Linked DNA regions of Homo sapiens: region 2 is linked to region 1. A link is an interaction called in ENCODE POLR2A ChIA-PET data of the cell type or tissue named here. Cell type or tissue: B cell. All regions are shown on one strand. Each heading gives the region's core, and the rest is flanking DNA. Links, peaks and the distances in the headings are about the cores only. Region 1 overlaps NOP53 (NOP53 ribosome biogenesis factor). Region 2 has its middle 9.2 kb from the start of CCDC9.

Region 1 (2,803 bases), core at 54-2,553:
ACTCCGCCCCCTCTTCAGAGAACTCCTCTCCCCACGTCTGTCTCCAGCCTAGGCCTCCCCTCTGAGCCCCAGACTCAACGAAGCAACAGCCCCGTCCTGGACATACCCCAGGCACCTCACACCACCACGTCAAAACCAACCTCAGCATCACCCGAAATCCCACTCCTCCACATCCCCATCTCAGGGGAAGGCCAGCTGTCCACCCTCTCACCCGCTCATGCCCCAAGACCCACCTGATGTGCCTCCTGAACACGCCTCCCACTCAGCCCCTCCTCTCCAACCCCGAAGCCCCCAGCTGGGTCCAGGCCCCTCCTCACCTGCCTCGGCCCAGCACCAGGGCACCCAGACTCCCTCCCTCTAATCTGCACTCCGAAGCCCAAACCTGAGCCTGCCCTACCCTTCAAATGACCCTCACCTACCAGCCCCCAGCCCCGGAAACCCTTTAGGACCAGAGTCTGGTGGGAAAGAAGGGCCCAGGGATGCTGGGACACTCACTCTTTGGGGGCAGGGACTTTGGATGTGTTCTCGAGGATGAGGTCAACCCGAAGGGGTTTCTTGAGAAGCAGTGACTTCTTCTGGACTTTGGTTCTCTTCTTTGTCAGCCCTAAGAATGGGAAAGAGAACAAGTCAAGGCCTCAGCCCTACCCACTGCCAAAGACCACCCACCCTATTCACCTCCATGGGAGCCATCAGACCTGAATCCCAAGTCACCCCAGGAGACTTGGAGGTCCCCAGGCTCCTACCTGGAGGTAGAGGCCCCTAAGGATGGGGCCCAAGGTGCCCAAGCTCTGACCCTCCACAACCAAGTGCTGGGCCAGCAGGAGGCAGGCCCCATGCTGGGGACACGAAGAGTCACGCCCACAGCCACATAGGAGGGTCTTCCAGACAAACAGGGAACCTCTTCCCTGCATGGTGGCTCACGCCTGTAATCCCAGCACTCTGGGAGGCTGAGGTGGGAGGATCGCTTGAGCCCAGGAGTTTGATGCCAGCCTGAGCAACATAGTGAGATCTCATCTCAGGGGGAAAAAAAAAAGGAAGAAAGCAAGTCATCAGTTGACACTGAAGCCCAGGGAGGGCCACAGAAGTGGACTTGGGACCCAGGATGGCCACTTCTCAGCATAACTTCTAGTTCTCTGGTTTTTACTGTCTTTTTCCTCCCACAAAGATACCTGTGGTTTTTACTTCAAAAGCCTAACAGTTAAAAGCAGTAACTCTACAGCAAAACACTCTAGAATGGAATAACACCCTTGCATGGACTGTGGGACCTCACACAAGAGGCTTAGCTCCTCCGTGCCCCCAAAATGAGGATGTGGATACCTCCCTCACTAGGCCGTTATGAAGATGTAATCATTTAAGGCCCACAAAGCACAGGGGCTGACCTGGTTGACTGCTCACAACCACTATGATCTTTGTCCGTGTTTCCTTACTAAAGTGGAACCCATAAACTGCCTCTTTCCTGCCCCCCAAAGAGGCTTCCCACTCGCCAAAGCACGCCGGTAACTACTTTCCCATCTGTTCATTACGGGCAGGTCACTGACTTACCCTTTACACTCACACACCAGATCAACTCACTTCGGTCAAGGCTGACTTCTCTAATAACCCCCCACTTTTTTTTTTTTTTGAGACAGAGTCTTGTAACCCAGGCTGGAGCGGAGTGCAATGATGCGCTCTTGGCTCACTGCAACCTCTGCCTCCCAGGTTCAAGCAACAATCCTGCCTCAGCCTCCTGAGTAGCTGGAATTACAGGCATGCGCCACCACGCTCGGCTAATTTTGTACTCTTAGTAAAGACGGGGTTTCTCCATGTTGGTCAGGCTGGTCTCAAACTCCCGACCTCAGGTGATCCACCCGCATCAGCCTCCCAAAGTGCTGGGATTACAGGCGTGAGCCACCACGCCCAGCTTGAGACAGAGTCTTGCTCTGTCGCCCAGGCTGGAGTGCAGTGGTATGATCTTGGCTCACTGCAACCTCTGCCTCCCGGGTTCAAGCGCTTCTCAGTAGCTGGGATTACATGCGTGTACCATGACGTCCGGCTAGTTTTTGTATTTTTAGTAGAGACGGGGTTTCGCCATGCTGCCCAGGCTGGTCTCCAACCCCTGACCTCAAGTGATCCGCCCCACCTCGGCCTCCCAAAGCGCTGGGCTTACAGGTGTAGGCCACTGCACCCAGACTCTAATAACCACTTTTTACCTGCCTATTGGAAGTCTCCTGTACCTCAGGGCAGCTCCTTCCACTCTATCTGGTCACTGAACCAGGTCCGCTCATTTTCATTAAAACATACCCTTTGACTGATCTCACACAAGCTCACTCTCTTGCTCATTAAAGCAGACCCCTTCGCTTGCTTCCAGGCTGTTCATTAGAGCAGATCATCTGTTCTTAGTTTGTTTTTCTACATATTGAAGTAAACACTATTACTCACCAGAGCAATCCCTCCCTCACGCCTCATCTTGTTTCAGCAGATCCCCACCCTACATTCTAGCAACTTAAGGCAAGCAAGTTAAGACGTGTGTTACCCGCTCACTAAAGCAAGTCCTCTTATTCCTATTAAAGCTCATCTTGGCCAGGCGCAGCGGCTCACGCCTATAACCCCAGCACTTTGGGAGGCCAAGGCGGGTGGATCACCTGAGGTCAGGAGTTTGAGACCAGCCTAGCTGACATGATGAAGACCCATCTCTACTAAAAATACAGAAATTAGCCAGGCTTGACCAGGCGTGGTGGCTCATGCCTGTAATCCCAGCACTTTGGGAGGCCGAGGCGGGCGGATCACCTGAGGTCAGGAGTTCGAGACCAGCCTGACCAACATA
Region 2 (2,803 bases), core at 58-2,557, 500 kb after region 1:
CAAAAAAAAAAAAATTAGCCGGGCGTGGTGGCGAACGCCTGTAGTCCCAGCTATGTGGGAGGCTGAGGCAGAAGAATCGCTTGAACCCAGGAGTTGGAGGTTGCAGTGAGCCGAGATCACACCACTGCACTCCAGACTGGGCGACACAACGAGACTCTTTAAAAAAAAAAAAAAGGCCAGGTGTGGTGGCTCACACCTGTAATCCCAGCACTTTGGGAGGCCGAGGCGGGTGTGGGTCGCCTGAAGTCAGGAGTTCTAGACCAGCCTGGCCAACATGATGAAACCCTGTCTCTACTAAAAATACAAAAATTAGCCGGGCGTGGTGGCGTGCGCCTGTAATCCCAGCTACTCCGGGGGCTGAGGCAAGAGAATCACTGGAACAGGGAGGCAGAGTTGCAGGGAGCCGAGATCACACTCCAGCCTGGGGGACAGAGCCAGACTCTGTCTCAAAAAAAAAAAAAAAGAGGGCCAGGTGCGGTGGCTTATGCCTGTAATCGCAGCACGTTGAGAGGCCAAAGCAGGTGGATCACGAGGTCAGGATTTCAAGACCACCCTGGCCAAGATGGTGAAACCCGTCTGTAGTAAAAATACAAAAAAATTAGCCGGGCATGGTGGCGGGCGCCTGTCATCCCAGCTACTCAGGAGGCTGAGGCAGAGAATTAGAGAATTGCTTGAACTTGGGAGGCAGAGGTTGCAGTGAGCCGAGATCACACCACTGTACTCCAGCCTGGGCGACAAAGCGAGACTGCGTTTCAAAAAACAAAAAAAAGAGTCTGGAGCTTCAGGACTTCAAGGCTGCAATGAGCTCTGATCGTGCCACTGCATTCCAGCCTGAGCGGCGAGGGAGACCTTGTTCCTAAAAAAAAAAAGAATTGGGAGGCTTTAGAGAAGTGTGTAACTTATGCTACAGCTTAAACAATGGTCTCAAGAAATCAAAAAACAAATTTTACAAGTTCAAAAATAATCATAAAAAATACTTTGTGTTTATTTGTGGAATGGAGTTAAATTCTACCGTTAGTACGCAGTGGCTAAGGGCGGACTTGAAGATCTCCCAGGAAATTTGATAATCACGCCGGCGGACACGTTTCCCACTCTCCACCAGGGGGCGGTGCGGCGCACTCCCTGCCGCTTGAGACAAACAGACACGCATATTCATTCAACAAACCTGAACCCATGAGAACCTACTTTGTGCCGGGCCTCCTTCTAGTTTCCCGATCTGTGAAATGGGAATTAGAATGTCCCTGCCGCCATGGAGCTCACTTTCTCCAGAAGACAGACAACAAACAGCTAAACAAAGGAATAGGTAGAGGCCAGGCGCGGTGGTTCAGGCCTGTAGTCCCAGCACTTCGGGAGGCTAAGGCCAGAGGATCGCTTGAGGCCAGGAATTCGAGACCAGCCTGGGTAACATAATGAGACCTCCCCCCCCCCATCTCTACAAAAAAATTTAAAATTAGCCAGGCGTGGTGGTGTGCACCTGTGGTCCCAGGTACTTGGGAGGCTGAGGAAGGAGGATCATTTAAGCCCAGGAGTTGGGCATCTGGGCAACATAGTAAGACCCTCTCTCTAAAAATAAAATAAATAAAATACAAAATAAAATATAAAATTTAAAAAGGCCTGGAGTGGTTCGAGGCCAGCCTGAGTGACATGGTGAGACACTGTCTCTACTAAAAATACAAAAATTAGCCGGGCATGGTGGTGCGGGCCTGTAATCCCAGCTACTCAGGAGACTGAGACACGAGAGTCACTTGAACCTAAGAGGCAGAGGTCGCAGTGAGCTGAGATTGTGCCACTGCACTCCAGCCTGGGCGACAGAGCAAGACTCTGTCTCAAAAATAAATAGAATAAAATATAAAAGAAATTAAAAAGAAAAAATTAGCAGGGCATGGTGGCACACACCTGTGGTCCCAGCTACTCAGGAGGCTGAGGTGGGAGGCTCACTTGAGCCCAGGAGGTTGAGATTACAGTGAGCTGTGATCACACCACTGCTCCGCTTGGGCAACAGAGCAAGACACTGTCTTAAAAAAAATAAGGCCATGTATAGTGGCTCATGCCTATAATCCCAGCACTTTGGGGGGGCGGAGGCAGAAGGATCACCTGAGCCCAGGAGTTATAGACCAGCCTGGGCACCATGGGGAGACCTCATCTCTACAAAATAATATAAAATTAGCTGGCCATGGTGGCACAAGAAGGTAGTCCCAGCTATTCAGGAGGGAGGCTGAGGTGGGAGGATTGCTTAGGCCTGGAAGGTTGAGGCTGCAGTGAGCCATGTTCACACCTCTGCACTCCAGCCTGAGTGACAGAGTGAGACCCTGTCTAAAAAAAAAGAAAAAGGCTGGACACAGTGGCTCATACCTGTAATCCCAGCACTTTGGGAGGCCGAGGCGGGTAGATCACGAGGTCAGGAGATGGAGACCATCCTGGCTAACTCAGTGAAACCCGTCTCCACTAAAAATACAAAAAATTAGCCAGGCCTGGCGGCGTGCGCCTGTAGTCCCAGCTACTCAGGAGATTGAGGCAGGAGAACGACGTGAACCCAAGAGGTGGAGCTTGCAGTGAGCAGAGATCATGCCACTGCACTCCACCCTGGGCAACACAGCAACAAGACTCCATCTCAAAAAAAAAAAAGGGGGCCAGGCGCGGTGGCTCATGCCTGTAATCCCAGCACTTTGGGAGGCCGAGGTGGGTGGATTATGAGGTCAGGAGTTTGAGACCAGCCTGACCAACATGGTGAAACCCTGTCCAACATGGTGAAACCCCGTCTCTACTAAAAATACAAATATTAGCCGGGCATGGTGGCACGTGC

Evidence for each region. ChIA-PET counts read pairs that join two places held together with the same protein. Peaks named below come from ENCODE experiments on the same cell type or tissue, not always from the same donor. Only the 100,000 strongest peaks of a DNase experiment are listed, where the experiment ranks them.
Region 2: POLR2A ChIA-PET joins it to region 1 with 7 read pairs; 2 of 35 experiments call an interaction of 5 or more read pairs at or near these places.

What each region holds. Positions count from the first base shown.
Region 1 is chr19:47,747,979-47,750,781 of GRCh38, reverse strand. NOP53 (NOP53 ribosome biogenesis factor) reads right to left here. Exons shown (of 13, transcript NM_015710.5): 3 at 496-604. Among named protein-coding and RNA genes, the nearest start is that of NOP53, 3.8 kb to the right of the region's middle. In B cell, for the core only: no CTCF peak of the experiment used is centred there; a DNase peak (open chromatin) is centred at 1,390.
Region 2 is chr19:47,245,874-47,248,676 of GRCh38, reverse strand. No RefSeq gene overlaps it. Among named protein-coding and RNA genes, the nearest start is that of CCDC9, 9.2 kb to the left of the region's middle. In B cell, for the core only: CTCF peaks have their summits at 904 and 1,109 (motif pointing right); a DNase peak (open chromatin) is centred at 1,106; H3K27me3 peaks cover 1,224 bases.